Regions from separate parts of the Mus musculus genome. Here region 2 is linked to region 1. The links are chromatin loops, found by intact Hi-C in ENCODE. Cell type or tissue: left cerebral cortex. All regions are shown on one strand. Links, peaks and the distances in the headings refer to the core of each region. The heading gives the core; the rest is flanking DNA.

The links. A loop is a pair of places that touch in the nucleus more often than their neighbours do. Peaks named below come from ENCODE experiments on the same cell type or tissue, not always from the same donor. Only the 100,000 strongest peaks of a DNase experiment are listed, where the experiment ranks them.
Region 2: a loop joins it to region 1, with 2.0 times the contacts of the local background. A loop is called at or near these places in 2 of 42 quality-filtered maps.

Annotation. Positions count from the first base shown.
Region 1 is chr16:29,535,991-29,544,336 of GRCm38, reverse strand. Atp13a4 (ATPase type 13A4) reads left to right here and starts at 2,854. Exons shown (of 30, transcript NM_001164612.1): 1 at 2,854-3,093. The coding sequence starts at 3,031. In left cerebral cortex, for the core only: no CTCF peak of the experiment used is centred there; DNase peaks (open chromatin) are centred at 2,766, 4,626 and 7,736; H3K4me3 peaks cover 1,559 bases; H3K27ac peaks cover 1,258 bases.
Region 2 is chr16:29,469,132-29,477,477 of GRCm38, reverse strand. It overlaps Atp13a4 (ATPase type 13A4), which reads left to right. Exons shown (of 30, transcript NM_001164612.1): 4 at 1,850-1,920; 5 at 2,010-2,090; 6 at 3,975-4,044; 7 at 5,455-5,589; 8 at 8,168-8,237. Among named protein-coding and RNA genes, the nearest start is that of Atp13a4, 68 kb to the left of the region's middle. In left cerebral cortex, for the core only: no CTCF peak of the experiment used is centred there; no DNase peak of the experiment used is centred there.

The DNA of each region.
Region 1 (8,346 bases), core at 89-8,088:
CAGTTTTTCCCTCCACAAATTAAAGTACAAATAGGAATATAACTTATGCAAAATTACATAAAATGAAAGATACAAAATATTATCCTGATAGTCGAGAAGAAGTTTTATTCTTCTTCAGCCATGGGTTGTGCCAACCTTACATGATTGGGCCCAGTTGCTTCCAGCATTATGTAATTGTAACCACTCCTACAACACAGGCTGGCAGAACAAACTATATATATTTATGTTATCATTGTTCACTGAGTTAAATTCAGACCCAGGTCTGGTGTTCAAAACCTGCATAAGATGGCTTATCTGTGTTTCCTGGCACATTTTTTTCCCCTCACATCCAGCCTATGGGCAGTGAAAGAGGAGGAGGCTGCTCTGAACAAGACGCTGTGTCTCTCTGGACCATGGATTTCTCACTCCAAGGGCTTCTACCCATGACCCTCTTCCTGCCCTTGACCTCACATCTCCTCAGCCCACTTTATAGGCCTTTCTCAAATGCTCTGTCCAAAGAGAGGCTCTCCAGGTCATGAAAGCCCAACACTTCTTGCAGAACACTTTGGATGCTCTAAAGTAACCTAGAGAAACATTGCTGTCCTGGTAAAGTTAAGATGAGATGGAAAATTTTTTTTATTATTATTTCCTTTGCTAAATATACTAAATGGTTGCTTGTTAAAATACAAACAAGTGAGCTGGACATGGTGGTGCACGCCTTTAATCCCAGCACTTGGGAGGCAGAGGCAGGTGGATTTCTGAGTTTGAGGCCAGCCTGGTCTACAAAGTGAGTTCCAAGACAGCCAGGGCTACACAGAGAAACTCTGTCTTGAAAAAAAACGAAAAAAACCAAAAACCAAAAAAAAAAAAAAAAAAAAAACCAAAAACCCCAAAATACAAACCAGTGAATTGTGGGCTATTCACAAAGATGCACGTCACTAATTCTGACAGTTTTCATTATCTCTAAAAAGAAACTTCATACTATTCATATATTAACCTTGTGATAAAAATATTAATTTCACTTTTATTATTTGGTTAAATGATACTTATAGTTTTTGGAATTTCTAAGAACTACACACTATACCTACACACACACACACACACACACACACACACACACACACACAGATATTTATATACATGATTTCTGTTACAATGAATTTTCTTAGCTTGCTTTTTATTTATTTATTTTTGTCATTTGCTCAAGACCTCTCTCTTTCTCTCTCCCTCCCTCCTCCATCTCTCTGGTGTGTGTGTGTATGTATGTATGTGTGTGTTCTTTTTTTCACAATCTCAATCTCAATCTCTCTGGGTTACTTGTGTTAAGCTGGTCAGATCAGTGCCATCTCTTCACTTAGCTGGAAGGGACAGTGTGTGGACAGTCACTACCCTATACTGAACATCTATCTTCCCGGGCACTGTTCCTCAAAACATAGCTCCAAGGGAGATTTTAGTGTCATTTTTCTTACATAACATGTAAGCAGATAGAGGTCATTGGATACTATGTAGCCTGCTGTATCACAAGGTCGCAAAGATGACACTTGGTCAAACCCAAATTCGAAGCCAAGTCCTCCAACTTTGAAGTACGTGTCCTTAACCAGTGTGCCGACTGAGGCTAAAACCAACGTTTAAACATGGTGAGAGCCCTTGGTTAGTGCTGTCAGCACACCTTCCCAGCTCCACACTCCCTCCCTCAATGGTCCTTCCAGGTATTTCCGGGCAAGCCAAAGTCAGCTCTTGTAGATCAACGACTATACAACAAGACTGGCTCAGAGACGCGTGGCTGAGAGTTCTCCACTTCTGCTTCTCTACACAGGGACTCCCCACAGTTATCTCAGACCAGCTTGCAGGATAAAAGTGCACCTCCTAGTAGACTTATTATGTATTTGAGTCCTTACATCAGCCCCAGAATAACAATTGTGACTTTGTCATTTTATCTTTCTATGATAAAACTAATTTTTGCACAACTTGTGTGTAAATTAAAAAAAAACAAACAACAACCTTGAATTTGAGAGGCTGGGGAGATGGCTCAGTGGTTAAGAGCACTTGCTGTTTCTCCAGAAAACCTGGGTTTGATTCCCAGCACACAAATGGTGGCTCACATGCACCATCTATAATTACAGTTCTACAGGATCTTCTGTCTGCTGAGGGCACCGGGCACCGGGCACCGGGCACCGGGCACTGGGCACCGGGCACACACGGTGCATAGACATACATACAGGCAGAACATCTATATACATAAAATAAAAAAATCAAACAAATGTCCCCTTCCCCAATTTTTTTTTTTTGTTTGTTCACTTAAATATTTTGTTTCTGGGCAATTGTAAGTGTTTATTCACGAACATTTGAGCTAAAAAAGAAGCCTGGAATAGGTTGATTATACTTCTATGGCTTTAGTATACGTTTTTTCAAGAATAGCAAGCCTAATTCTATGCACACATTAAGTAGAATACTTTGTGTGTGGAAAAAGCAAATGAGATTATAAATATCTGTCGAGGTGGATTATGAATAATCTGTATCATTTGTAAACAAAACGAATGAGACCTGTACTAAAACCCTATGGACTGGGGACTCCAACTAAGCAAATGAAAATCCTAGCTCTGTTTGTCCTGTTTCCCCAGCTTCTGGGAATAAAACAGCGACCTGGGAGTTCTTGAGCCCGCTTCTGCAGAGGGTCCTGCCAACACCGCATTGTCTTGCTGGATTTGCAGTCAGATGCCTTACGCTGGCAGGCTGTGGGCAGGCAAAGAGTGTTTTCCCCTGTAAGTTGGGTACAAAAAGATCGGCATGGGAGCGGCTTCCTCTGAGACAGCTGCTTTGAGAGAATGCAGAAGCAAGGAGCAGCCAGAAATTCCTCCTGGCACAAAGTGCCCCGGGGGAGGAGTCCACTTCGCTAAATATTGTCATTTGCTGAAAGAAGGTGTGTGCTCAAGGAGTTTTTAACCTGGAAGATCATTAACTCTTTCATCCAGCGGTCCGGAGGCGTCTCTGGAGTGGGTCCTGAAAGCGGCTGCACACAAGGGTCAGGGAGCAGGAGTGGAGCGTGTTTCCATGGGTGACCACCTTGAGAAGAGCCAGCATGCTTTACTCAATGAAGGGGACGAGAATGAGATGGTAAGTTCCCAGCCCCTTCTTCTCATCTCCTTTCCCTAGCTTCGCACACACACACGCGTGAACTCATTCCCATACTTCATTGAATGTTGACTCTGGAATTATATAAGAAGAGATAATATTCAAGCAACCTTCCTGTCCCGTGAATGTAACTCCTGACAGCATGAATTTGGTAGAATGAACACATTGTATTCATTTTCATCAAGATTGTTTTCATTGGAAGTAAGACAGAAGGGGAGAGGAACACAGAGTTGTCTGGTGATTAAGTTTTGAGTCTCTGACTGTATGGGAAGTTATGTCCATAACTCCCATTTCAACAGGTCTGTGAGAAGACTAGAGTTTTCTCTGGGTGGAAGAACTGAACGCGAAAGTCAAGGCAGCTGCATGCTGGGTCTTTGCTTCTCACAATCTTGTTGGGACTGCTCAGAAGGGAAGACACATAACACAAATATTAACAATTATCAGCCTCCACTCATTTCATTTCATCAAAAGAGTCACTGCTGTAGGGACTGGTTGCAGAAAACTGCGAGCTTCATCATCTGTTTCATTTGAGACGTTCCCCGGAATCTTGAGCTCTGTAAGAAAACCAAAGATGAGTCTGTTCTTGGTGAATCCAAAGTGATATTTCTCAATTACAATGTAATCAAGAGAGAGTCAGAGATGTGCAGTTCTGTGTAATAAGGTCTTTGTGCTAATTGTGTAAGCATAGCCTTATGCCAGTAATGATGCAATTAAAATGTGAGAGTGTGAAGCTCTCTCTATAATAGCATTTTACCTTCCTCGAATTAATATACAAATAACAAACCCGAAAGATATTTACTTGAAATGTTTTCTTGGTTAATTGCTCAAGTCCTGACTATTAAATTCTTTGTTCTAAAACTGGTCTTTCAAGTTTAATCTGCTTACCTGTTTCTATAGCAACAACTTTTTTTTTTTCTTTTTGACATTCTGGAATAGATCCCATCTATCAAAGCTCTGGAAAAAAATATTATAAAGGACTAATGGGTGCCTTAATTCAGCTGGCTTTCTTAACCTTGTCTTTCCTTCTTTCAGATGTAACTATCAATAACAGTTGCTTTCAAGACTCTAACCAAATGTCACCACAAATGACTTCCTGGCCTCATGTTGACTCATGCTTCCTAAGTATTTCCTTGAGAGACTGAAGTTGGGTCCTAATGTTGAATGCATTTACCAGAAGGCAGGGACTTCTTGCATGCTCTCTTCCTTTCTCATTTGTAATCACATACTTTCCCCTCTCTCTTCATCTTATCTGAAATACCATTATGAGTCTCCTATATTCTTGAAGGCTTGCTCCCTCCTCCCTAGCCTAATGAATGCTCTAGGTGAGGCAGTCTTGCTACTATACTAGTTCATCTTTGTTACAGAACCACCAACGACATCAGGGGTCAGCCCGGTTTTGTATTCAGCTGGAGGCTCAGTTGAGTGCCTTGGATGGGGAAGGGACAGATTTGACTCACCAAATCTGAGTAGGCTCAGCAGAGGTGCAGCATTAGTATTCGCTCCTTGTCCTGTTACGACGACTGCTGAATCCTGGCTACCTGCCTGGTACTGCACTGTGTTTCTTGCTACACTGGTCCTCTCTTGTGGTGGTAAACTTCAAAAGTTGTGTATCATATCTATCTGTCTGTTTATCTATCTATCTACCTATCTACCTATCTACCTATCTATCTATCTATCTATCTATCTATCTATCTATCTATCTATCTATCTATCTATCTATCATTTATTTTTGTTTTGCGTGATGGTATACAATGTGTTTTCATGGTTATTTAGTTTCCACCATAGCCCGGTGGGGTTGATGAGGAGAGGCATTTCCAAGGCACTTATCCAAGGTTGCCGCAGTCTAAGAGCTGGAGCATCGCATATGTTAGGCTAAGTAGGTTGACCTGTGTCTCTGTGTCTGAAAGCTGTCCACTGATGCCTTTTTCTTACTGGGGACACTATATTTTTAATAGAACATATTTCTTCTCCTAAGAAAGTAAGGCTAAGGAGAATGTCTGATCTTAGCTCCCCTAAGGTTTGCTGTTTTATAGATTTTACATTTATTTGCTTAGTAGATTTGTCTCCTCTGACTTGTAAGCTAATCCCTTTTAGAAAGCTAACGTTGTCTAAAAATGTGACATACCAAAGTGTTTGCAGATTCTTTGTAACACCACAAATGTGGGTATTTCCAACTGTAATTCTTCTAATGATAGAAATGGCTTCAAATTTCAATACAAACTTAACAATCTGGGATTTAGCTCTCATATAAAAGAACTGAGAATGGCTAGAATTATCTTTCAGTCTAGAACTGAAGAAGCAGGAGCTATAGAGCAATTGTAGGTTACCTGAATATTGCCATCAAGCAAAAATAAGACACCGAAGGAAGGAAAACCCTGCCAGAGGATAAGAAAGTGTCCATTAGAGAAAGCTTAACCAGACACTGCTAGAAAGGCCTCCAACGGGGTCTAGAGTTCCTGCTCTGGCCTTGGACTAGCCACTTGTCTGTTCAAGCCTCAGTTTCCTTATCTATAAAAAAGGAGTGGTCCTTTCTAGCCTATCTGTCTCACGGGGTTCTAGGAGGACTAACTGAGAGCATCAATGTGGAAATGTTTTGAGCAGGAATGATTTTGGGGGCTCATGAGCTGTTACTGTTAAACAAAGGTAGGAGCCTTACACCACTGAATGAATGCTGTTTCACTGTAATGAGCTCCCTTTTTATATTAATGACAATATAAATACATATTTCTGTTTTCTGTGGAGATTTTTTATAAATGGAGAAGCTAATGTTGTATTGTACCTGCCTTGTAGGGCTCCCTGTGGGATGTTTCTATTTTGTGAAGTGAGACTATCAGATCTCCAGGGAGTTCCCATCCCATGAATTCCAGTGTTGTGTTGTGCATTTCTCTTCTGAAATGACTTAGAAGTGTTACTGTTCATCTCCTCATGCACGACTGACAACGATACGGATTAACTGATCCAATCGTTGATCACATTAATGAAATCACTCCTTCTAGAGACCTATTTTATTATAGCAAGTTTTGGAAAAGTGATGAATCCTGAATTTGCTCCTATATTTTTAGCATGTATAGAAACAAATACTTGACTATTTTTCTGATTATAAAGATGATGTGTTTTGTGTGTGTGAAAATATTGAGACAGGAACTCAGAAGAACAAAAAAAAAAGATATGATTCATTGGTTTACATCCGAATATGATTAATACTACCCTGTCGGTGACTCTTTTCCAGACTTCTACAATGTATTCATAAAACCACATCATTCTAATGATTATAGTGTATTTTAATACTATTTATATTCTTCAAATTCTGCACATTGTTCCTGGAGTATGGAAATACTGGGTAATGGGCTACTGTGCAACTGTATACCTTGTGATGGCACATTTCTACACTGAAATGAAAAATATTGCTAGAGTTTGTGCTACAGAATTCTGCACATAACTGCAGGCCTTCCATCCTGGTCCTGCTAGCACATTCCCAAAACACATTGTTTTCTCATTGGAATCTGTACTCTCTTTTGAAGGCTACCTCTTCTTGTGAGAGCTGAAGATAGATGTAGGGTGAACATCTTTCCTTTTGATACACCACTGCATGGCTACTACAGCCTTTGAGTTATGTTTGTATGAATTGTGCCAGCACTGCATGGCTACTACAGCCTTTGAGTTGTGTCTGTATGAATTGCGCTCCATCTCCCAGGTTGTATACTTGTTATTCTTGATTTTGTGTTGGCTGTGATAAACAACATTAGGTTTTTTTTGGGGGGGGGATATTCTTCCAAGTATTTCCTGAGAACGAATGCTCTGAAATAATGTTGCAGCACTAGAGGAGATGTACAGTTTAACTTTTGACACATAACATTTGAAACCGAATACTCCATTTCTCTCTAAAAGTTGTGCTGTGAATTTATACTCCAAGTAGCAATCCCCTTTTATGGATACATCTCTTCCCTACCTCTAACCTCAAATAATACTTTTTAATTTTACCTCATTTACTTTGGAAAATGATGTTTGATGCCTGTATTCATTTTGCATTTCCATGACGAAGTTAAACATGTTGATTGGCATTTGTGCTTTCTACCTAGGGCTCCTTTTGTTACTGATGTGTCAAACTTTTAACCTAACACATATACATTCTTAACTAAGAGAACGTGATTGTTTTGTTCTCACCATGATGCCTACTACATATAAGTGAATAATGTCCAACAGTGTATGAGAAAGCAAAGGAGGGCACCAGGGCAATGTGTTTGGTGGTGTGCTGGCAAATATTTAACACAGTTAATTATTAAGTAGTGAGAAACTAAAGACTAGAGAATATGGAAACACTAGAGACTCTTTTTCAACTTCTATATCATTTCTAAGTGGCTGGCTACACGCTACTATTCCAAGTCACCTGAGTGGTGGTAGGTGGCTCGTGGGCTCACCCACACTGGCAATAGTCCTGTGTCATCACCGTGAGTTGGGGCGGTGTGTCCTCGACAATGAGTTAGCTCGCTCTGATGTCTCTTATTTTCTTCTCTCACATCCAGGAGCAAGGAGCCCCTCCCCCGCCCCGGCTTCGTGGCTACTCACTTATTATGCTTCCCGAGCACCTCTGAGATGCTTGCCAATGTTAACTAGTAAGGCCCGCAGATTGCATAGTGGAGGAATTGTGCTCAGGCTGAGACATTTTGTCAGTTGAAATGTTCAGGAAGCTGGGCCACTGGCCAAGTCTGATGTCTTTATTCTCGATTCTTTGCGGCAGAACTCCCATGAAGCAAACTCATCTTTGATATAAACCTGGGAGGAGTGGGATTTAATCAGTTCTGGAGGGCAGGGATCCTGCCCGAGCAGCCTTTCCATGGCCTTCCCAAATCAAGCACAGTCTCTGGGCCAGAACTGTGGCACTGGTTGGCTGTGACAGCTCCATTCACCTGCAGTTTTACATTCTGAAGGAAAAAAAACAAAACAAAACAAAACAAAACAAAAAAACAAACAAACAAACAAAAAAAACCAAAGAGGCGGCGGGGCTCAGAAATGGAACTGCTTTGAGTAATTAAAAATTAAAGCTAGAAAATTGATGTTACTTAAAAAAAAAAAAACCCAACTGATCAACAATCTCCCGAAGCTTTCATTCATTCCCAAGTATAAACATCCTATTGTGCAGAGTTAATTAACCATACCACACAAACTTTCTATGATGCTTTATTATATTCTCTCACTCATTCAAGTGTGAGCTTAGCAGATTATTTAAGCCACCTC
Region 2 (8,346 bases), core at 150-8,149, 67 kb after region 1:
CAGCTGTGCCTGCTGGCTCAGGAGATGCTCAAAAGGAACTTAAGTTGTAAAGGAAGAAACGAAAGGTTCCAACCTGGCCTGTGTTGGCTAACAAGGCCCATGGTTGGTTACTTTCAAAATTTTCTCTCCTTCTATGTTTGACAGTTTATGAAGGAAGGATTTTTCCCAGAGGCAATTTGCACCATTTCATACTCAAAATCAATTGGAAATAGACAGGCTTTCAAATAATTTCTTTTGTAACAAACCTCATTGGAATTTTTACAAATTACAACATATAGCACTTTTGCTTGAATTCCATTGAGACACACACACACACACACACACACACACACACACACACACACACACACACACAGAGAGAGAGAGAGAGAGAGAGAGAGAGAGAGAGATATGTATGCTCACTGAGTAGAGTAGAATTATGATTCAGCAAGGCTTCTAGTTGACATGTGCCTTTGCAAAGCAGTCATGTATTTAACAAAAATGTATTGAATACTTTTATTTTGCACCAGTTAGAGCCTTTTCTCAGTTTTAAAACTTACCTCATGGTTGGTTAGACAATTCATAAAGGAGTTGAATGGAACTTAGACATAATCTGGTCAATTACTTCAATGTATTCCTGGGGAAACCGCGGCACAGGGAAAGTTAGTTAAAAGTTCTCAAGGTCAGAAATAGAGCTGCCAAAACCAGCAGCCTTGAACAGTGCTTCTTAACTTTGACAGCACATCAGAATTACCTAGGGAAATTTAAAAATATTTATGCCCAAAGTAAACTGTGAACAAATTAAATCTCTTGGCCAGGGGACCCAAGTAGCAATATTCTTTAAAGCTCTCTAAATGCTTCTAATAAGTACCCCGAGGTTATAACCGTTGCTGCACCATAGACTGGGAGCCCCATTGCTTCTCTTTATGTCTTCTGAGGACTGCAACAATGCTTAAGAGAAGGAGGAGTAAGCAAGAAGAACTGTTATAAGCAAGAATCTGTTTTTCTTTCCTCTGCCAATGCCCTCAAAGCCCTACTCACTGGAGTACACTTTGCTGCGACTTCTCTCTCCTGAATTGCCTTGTTCTTCATTGTGCCTTCTGTAGGCTGCTCTACAACCCATCCTCTGTGAGACAAGGATGCCCATGCCTCATTCCTGCATCTGGTCTGCTCAGCTTTATCATAGTTTAGTTTCCCAGCCTTGCCCTTCACTCTGCAGTCAAACAGGTCTGTTCTCTTGTCTCCTCCATTTTGACTAACCACATGCAATCTCTTTGACTAATTCTTTTCAGTCCTCAACTGAGCAAAATCCCTTTCACCTTTAGTCTTATGTTTCTGATGTTACCTCTTCCACAATGCCTCTAGCCACTCACCTTCTCCACATGTCTGTGGTATTTTTAAGGCAACCGTTTTACATCATTATATTTTATTTCTTTGTTACATGTATTGGACTATGAAACTTAAGTTTTATTTTGTAATGTTTTGTTTCCTTCATTAGTTTGTAAGGTAGTAAAATGTTGAAACACACTGACCAGATGATGACTTCTAATAGATTTTTTTTTCATGTAATTGAGGAGAATAGAATGGAAGGTTAGGGGAAGAGAAATTTTTTTGGGCGGGGGGTTCGAGACAGGGTTTATCTGTATAGCCCTGGCTGTCCTGGAACTCACTTTGTAGACCAGGCTGGCCTCGAACTCAGAAATCTGCCTGCCTCTGCCTCCCAAGTGCTGGGATATATGTATAGAAAATTTTAAGAAGGATCTCTGACTCTATCTTTGCTTCTTCCACAAATGTCTCCTTAGACCCCAAGTTGCTGTGTTCTCCGATCTTTAAACTTGAGAGTCACTTAATACTTTTTTCTTTATTGTAGGTGAGATACATAAAAGTGCAGAAAATACGATATGTTTGGAATAATTTGGAAGGACAGTTTCAGAAAATTGGGTAAGTGCTTCGACAAGTGTATCCTAAGAAGAAAAGTGTTATCTTGGAAATACGGCTGCTATTAGATTCTTTCGTCATTGTTGTTTTAGCTCCCTGGAAGACTGGCTCAGTTCTGCAAAGATACATCAGAAATTTGGATTAGGTCTGACTTCAGAGGAACAAGAGATCAGGTACTAGATTCACTGTGGCTTTAGCTCAAAAGGGCTGTAATTATTAACCAGATAATCCAGTATGCAGTCTTAATTCACCAATACGAGAAAGGGTTGCAGTGATCTATTTAGTGTGTCCCATGCATGACCTCACATATCTGTAGAGCAATTTGATGGGGTTAACAGGTAGAACAAATATGTCCACCAGCCTAACAGAGAAGAGTGCAGTGTGAGGCTCAGGGGGATTTAATAGCTTGAATAAGGTCATAAAGATGCAATATATACACACTCACTCACTCTCACACACACACACACACACACACACACACACATACATATATGCAGGTATGTATGGCAGGCACATATGTACAAACACACACACTCACACATACATGTACACATGGCAGGTGTACAAACACACACATGCACACACATACACACATATACACACATGTGCATGCAGACACACACACACACACACACACACACACACACACACACACACACTAACTTAGCTTCATAGAACAGCATTTACAAGTGCTTTGGATCAATGCCATGCAGGATGTTCCACAATTCCATATCAATCACTAGACCCAGAAACAAGGTTCAGAGAGGGCACTTGGCTGTCCGGAATCTGCGTGGTTTTGATTGAATAAGTATCTTTCCATTTGGGTCTTAATATTCTAGTCATAATAGGAACTGAAAGCGGTTGCAAAGATGGCTTGGCCACTAAGAGCACTTGCTGCTCTTCCAGATGACCTGAGTTTGGCTATGAGAACCAATTTCAGACTCTTCAGGTAACTTCAGTTCCAGGGGATCCAATGTTCTCTTCTGGCCTCTGTGGGCACTTGTGCACATGCATACACACACATAAACACACACACAGAGGCACACACAGATACACATATAGAGGCACAGACATTCACACACACACACACACACACACACAGACAAACACACACACACACAGACAAACACAGACACACACACACACAGACAAACACAGACACAGACACAGACACAGACACACACACACACACACACACACCACCACCATCTTAAAAGAGGAGGGACAGAGACCGATTTCTGTTGCTCAGAAGAGATGCAGAGCATTGCAGTTAGTATTACTTGCATGCTTATAAGAAAAGCAGTCTCAGCATGCCCCTTACCTCTACTAAAGCAAGTCTTCATTTTAATGAGATGTCCTAAATTAGCCTTGTTTACATAAAAATAGAGGACCATAGCCTGTGCATTTGAATAGCCATTTTATCTGAGAGTCTGAGGGGAAGGCACAGAGAATGGTTAGTATTCCCCACAAGAAAAGAATTCATAAGGTGCCATATCTCTGCATAATCAAAGCAACACAACTCAGGGACTTGCAGTTAGTGGGATGTATGATTCTGTATGTTGAGCTTTTTCTGAGAATCAAGGACTTTTCTGCTCCCATTAAAATAAATATTCAGCCTTAAAGAACTCCTGGATATGAGGAGAAACAATCGATACTGTATTTCCCTGTCACTTAAAAAAAATCAACTTTCAAGATATCTTCATTTCATTTCCTTGGACCTATAGTGATGAGGCACAGAGCAGAGGACATCTGAGTTCTGAAAGTATTGAAGAGAGGGTAGATAATATTAGAAACCAAAGGTACCACTGAGGGAAATATTTAGGTCTCAGGGAGTATAGTTCAATGGAAACAACATGACCCAGTCTACTAGTTTGCTCCTGGGACCCCTCCCACTCCTTAGTGACTTTGAAACATATGAGGGTGTCTTGTGACAAGAGATCCTTTGGCCCTAGAAGTGCAAAAGAGAATATGGAATATACCTTTTCTGTGAATGTGCAGGAGATGAGTTTTCTTTCACTGCGGTGACTGAGCGATCAATCTGTGGTTTCTCCCTGTAGGAGGTTAATATGTGGGCCTAATGCTATTGATGTTGAAATCACACCTATTTGGAAACTGCTCATCAAGGAGGTAATTTCTTCAGTATTTGGCGGGGATGTTGGATAGAAAATGATGACTCTGTGGCCTGACCAGTTGGAGATGCTCCTTGTTAATAAGTGACTGTAATTTACCTGACCCTTTAAGAGGACGCCAAGCACACTGTCTGGATGTGCTATGTGCCCTGTGTGCACATTGCACAACTGCAATGCTGCGACACTCAGGTGTCCTCTTCTTATCTGGTGACTTGGATAAATGCTGGGGTTTTCTCCTTTCTTAAAATACTATACTGCTTAGCTCATTCTAATTCCGTGAAACTAAAATCACGTTTGTTTAAGAAAGGGGATCAATTTCTTCCTCAATATATATAGTTACCTCAGCATTCAAAACTGGAAAGAGAAAACCACATTTATTTAGCTTTTTTATGGTCTACTCATCTCAGTGTGTGCGGATATGTGTGTATGTGTGTGTGTGTGTATGCGTGTGTGTGGAGAGAGAGAGAGAGAGGGAGAGAGAGAGGGAGAGAGAGAGAGAGAGAGAGAGAGAGAGAGAGAGAGAGAGAGCATGAATGAATGGCTTACCCATCATGCACTAAGTTAAAAATGTCCTCTTGTACTTTTTTGTTGGATTTATTAGTGTTAAGCCATATAGCAGCCCTCTGTGTATTTCTGGTATTCAATTTCCCTTCATCTTTGCCTTAGAAAGGCTTCCTAAATTCAAGATACATTCTCAATATTTCTAAACACGTTTAAGGATGGCTGAATGCAAAGCAAATTGGTTGGGAAAGGTTCTGGGAGCTTCTTCCCTAGCCAGGAGCCAGGATTCCTGTCCCTGTGAGCATCTACGGTGAATATGAGGAAAAGCACATCACGCTTTAAGCTATACCAGGAATACAACTGTTGGTGTCGATGTCTGCTGCCTCCCATTGAAGAAGACGTGTGGTTACAACATGCCATGTAGGCTTAGCTGTCCACTTATGGAAAAGTCCGGTCTTGCACTCATCCATTAATGAAAAGTTCTTTAATGGTATTATATGGAAGAGGGGATAGCAGATTAAAGTAGTTCAATTCTGTAAAGCTGAGTATGTCAATTTTCTGAAGTTCAGGAAGTGTAAATGGGGGATGATAACATCTACTCTTGGCCCATTACTCAGATGCTTAACCCAGTGACATGTCAAGCACAACTTTGTAGATTGCTAAGTGCAGCCGTGATTAAACTAAGTGCTCTGGGGGATCAGAACACTTTAAAGGCTTAGACTTTTTTGGCTCCATGACATTCATAGCTGTGTCTTGGAAATTGCTGATGAAATACAACAACAAGAAGCAGAGCCTATTGTGTGGGGTGATTGATATCACGATGCTAATTATGAAAACAAGTCAGCGAACAGCCATGTGTCAAGCCCAAAAGCCATTCTTGTCTTCCTGTCTTTACGTCTGCTAACAGGTTCTGAATCCATTTTACATCTTTCAACTCTTCAGCGTCTGTTTGTGGTTCAGTGAAGATTACAAGGAATATGCTCTTGCCATCATCCTCATGTCTGTCATTTCCATAGCTTTGACCGTGTATGACCTCAGACAGGTGAGCTTCCCTAGATCCCATGGCGGGCTTCGTTGGCTTGTTCTTAGGCAAGAACCTTGAAATAGGATCGCCCGGTCCATGTCAAACAAACACATGGTTATGAAAGAAGAACACAATTGCCGCTGCTCAGCGGGTGACACCTTTCCCTTCCCGCATATCCCAGTCCTTCAGAAGATGGAGGATCCTCTGCTTACTAGGGGTTCCTTGACCTTTTCGTTTGTTTGGTGTCCATCTATCAAAGCTCTAGTTCAGCTCTTGGGTTTCCTTACACTTGTAGCAGGGGGTCTAGGTGCTGCTGGGAGAAAAACCACATAGAACTGATGGGTGGATCACATATGAGTCCGTGTCATCCTCTTCCTGGCAAGTCTTGTGCATCTCAGATCAAGGCGTTCTCCCACTCTATGAGGATGCAAGTATGTGTTTTAAGCCATCTTTCTTTAGAAATGCCTATCTTCCATCTTTGATTTCTCATCAGATAATCTCACAAGTTATTTCACAAAACAGAGCCTCGTATGAAATTTGCTCAACTCCTCCCTCTCTATTGCCAAATGCTCTGTCCTCTTCAGGCCTGGCTTTCCTTCCCGATCATCACAGCGGAGGAAAGGCCCTAAGATATCATCTGCTTGTGCCCCCAGATACCCGCTCTACCTTTTTTGGGTGGTCATGCAATCCACAAGTGACTCTTCTCTCTGCCTCTTCATAAGAGCTTGGCCATCAGTGTTTAGCATTTGCAAGCTTCAAAAAACTTAAACACAAAGGAGCATTTTCTCTTTGTTCTGCACACACCTCCAGTGGCTGCCGCAGCTTCCTTCTTCCTTTTATTATACAGCTTGATTCTTTACACCCACTCTCAGGATCTGAATGCCTTTCTTTCACTCTTTGCCTGCTGACATGATTTCTTTCACGTTTCCATCTAGACAACTTTTGTTAAGGATACCAATACAATTCTAAAGCTGATAGGTAATTTGAATTTATTTCAATTTAAAAATTAACTAGCCACTTTCTCTTGTACAAGGAACAACATATGAATATGTTAATATATATTTAAAGCAGAAAGATCCTTTACATTGAAAGAATCACTAGAAAGAATCAGCCAGACTTTTAGGACTTACTAGGTCCAGCTCTTCTTTATACTTTAGCAACATTAATCACACACACACACACACACACACACACACACACACACACACACACACACACAACACACACACATTTCACAGAATGAAAGTGTTCCCTGTACTCTATTTTGCAGTTGCATTTTAACTGAATATGTCTCTAGTATTGTTCTGTATTGGTACAGATACTTTCTTTAGATCTGAAGTAGTTTTATAACTATGTGCTGACTATTTTGACTACTGGCAGATTCTTAGTTGGTTCCTAGTTTTTTGCTTTTAAAGCAAAACTGCATTGAGAATCTTTACATACATGGTTTCACACTTTCCATTTGTAGTGACTAATATTACATAGAAACATGGGGGTAGCTTATTCTTTGTAAACATTTATTTATATAACTACTTGATTAAAATATATTGCTTTGATTGACAATTATCAGTCATATTTCTGTTGTTTTCCATTCTGCCTAAGTTCTTAACATATAGCCTTAGGTATAGAAAAAACTGCTTAATAAATGTTGGTTGAGTGAATTTACAAGTGAACAAAAGGATGAGTTAGTAGCATAATACTATTTGACATTATTTTATTGCACTAAATGTTCTTTGGTACCTTTTCCAGATTTGTAAATAATAATTCAGGGAGTGTCTTTTGAAAAGTCTTTGACAATTTAATATAACTATGACAATTCTATGACAATTGGTCTCTCTCTCTCTCTCTCTCTCTCTCTCTCTCTCTCTCTCTATATATATATATATATATATATATACATTTACTCTTCCCCATTACTCTCACTCATTCTCTCTCCTATCCCACTGAAACCCTTCTTCCTAACAAGACCCTCTACTACTTTGATGGTTGTGTGTGTGTGACCCATTGAGTTTAATTAGGGTTAGCTACATAAGCATGAATTAGGAGTTATTTTCTTGACCATGGTCAACTTAACCAGTTACTATACCACTGAAGAAGATCACACTCTCTCTTTTAGCAACCATTAACTTCTCACAGTCCCTCAAGAAGAAGTGGAGCCTTGTGAGCCTGTCCCTTTAGGGCATATTGCTAATAATGATCGTAGAATAAAAAACAAACACCTGGAATTATGGGAAAAATTAATACCCCAGAACAAGTTAGAAGGTCATTCACACAATACTTTCTTACTAAATGTGGAATAAAACATTTATTTATTTTTGTGTCTTTGCCTTGAGTTACTCTCAGTGTAGTTCATTTATCAGAACAAATAACTACTGGGACGACCACTCATGGAAATTTTTGTGCTATAGACCACAACTCCAACTGCTGGTCAGAGATCCTTTTCACTGAGTGACAGGTTACTCAACCCTCTGTTCCTACCCAGGATCTTCAGCTGGCAGCCTAAAGTCCTCCATGTTTAGCTAGCACCATACTGAGCAATATCCGATCCGAGGTATATAATTAAACAGATAAATGTCTGTTTTCCTTCTTTTTGCAGCAATCTGTAAAACTGCACCATCTTGTTGAATCCCATAATAGCATTACAGTCTCTGTGTATGAGCGAAAAGGTAAGTTCCACTGTTTTATACCCATTTGTTATATCCAGAGGCAATCGGAAAGTGACTTAGCTTTGGTTTTCTGATTGTTCCTAATAACTCATCTGCATGTGTATTTTTC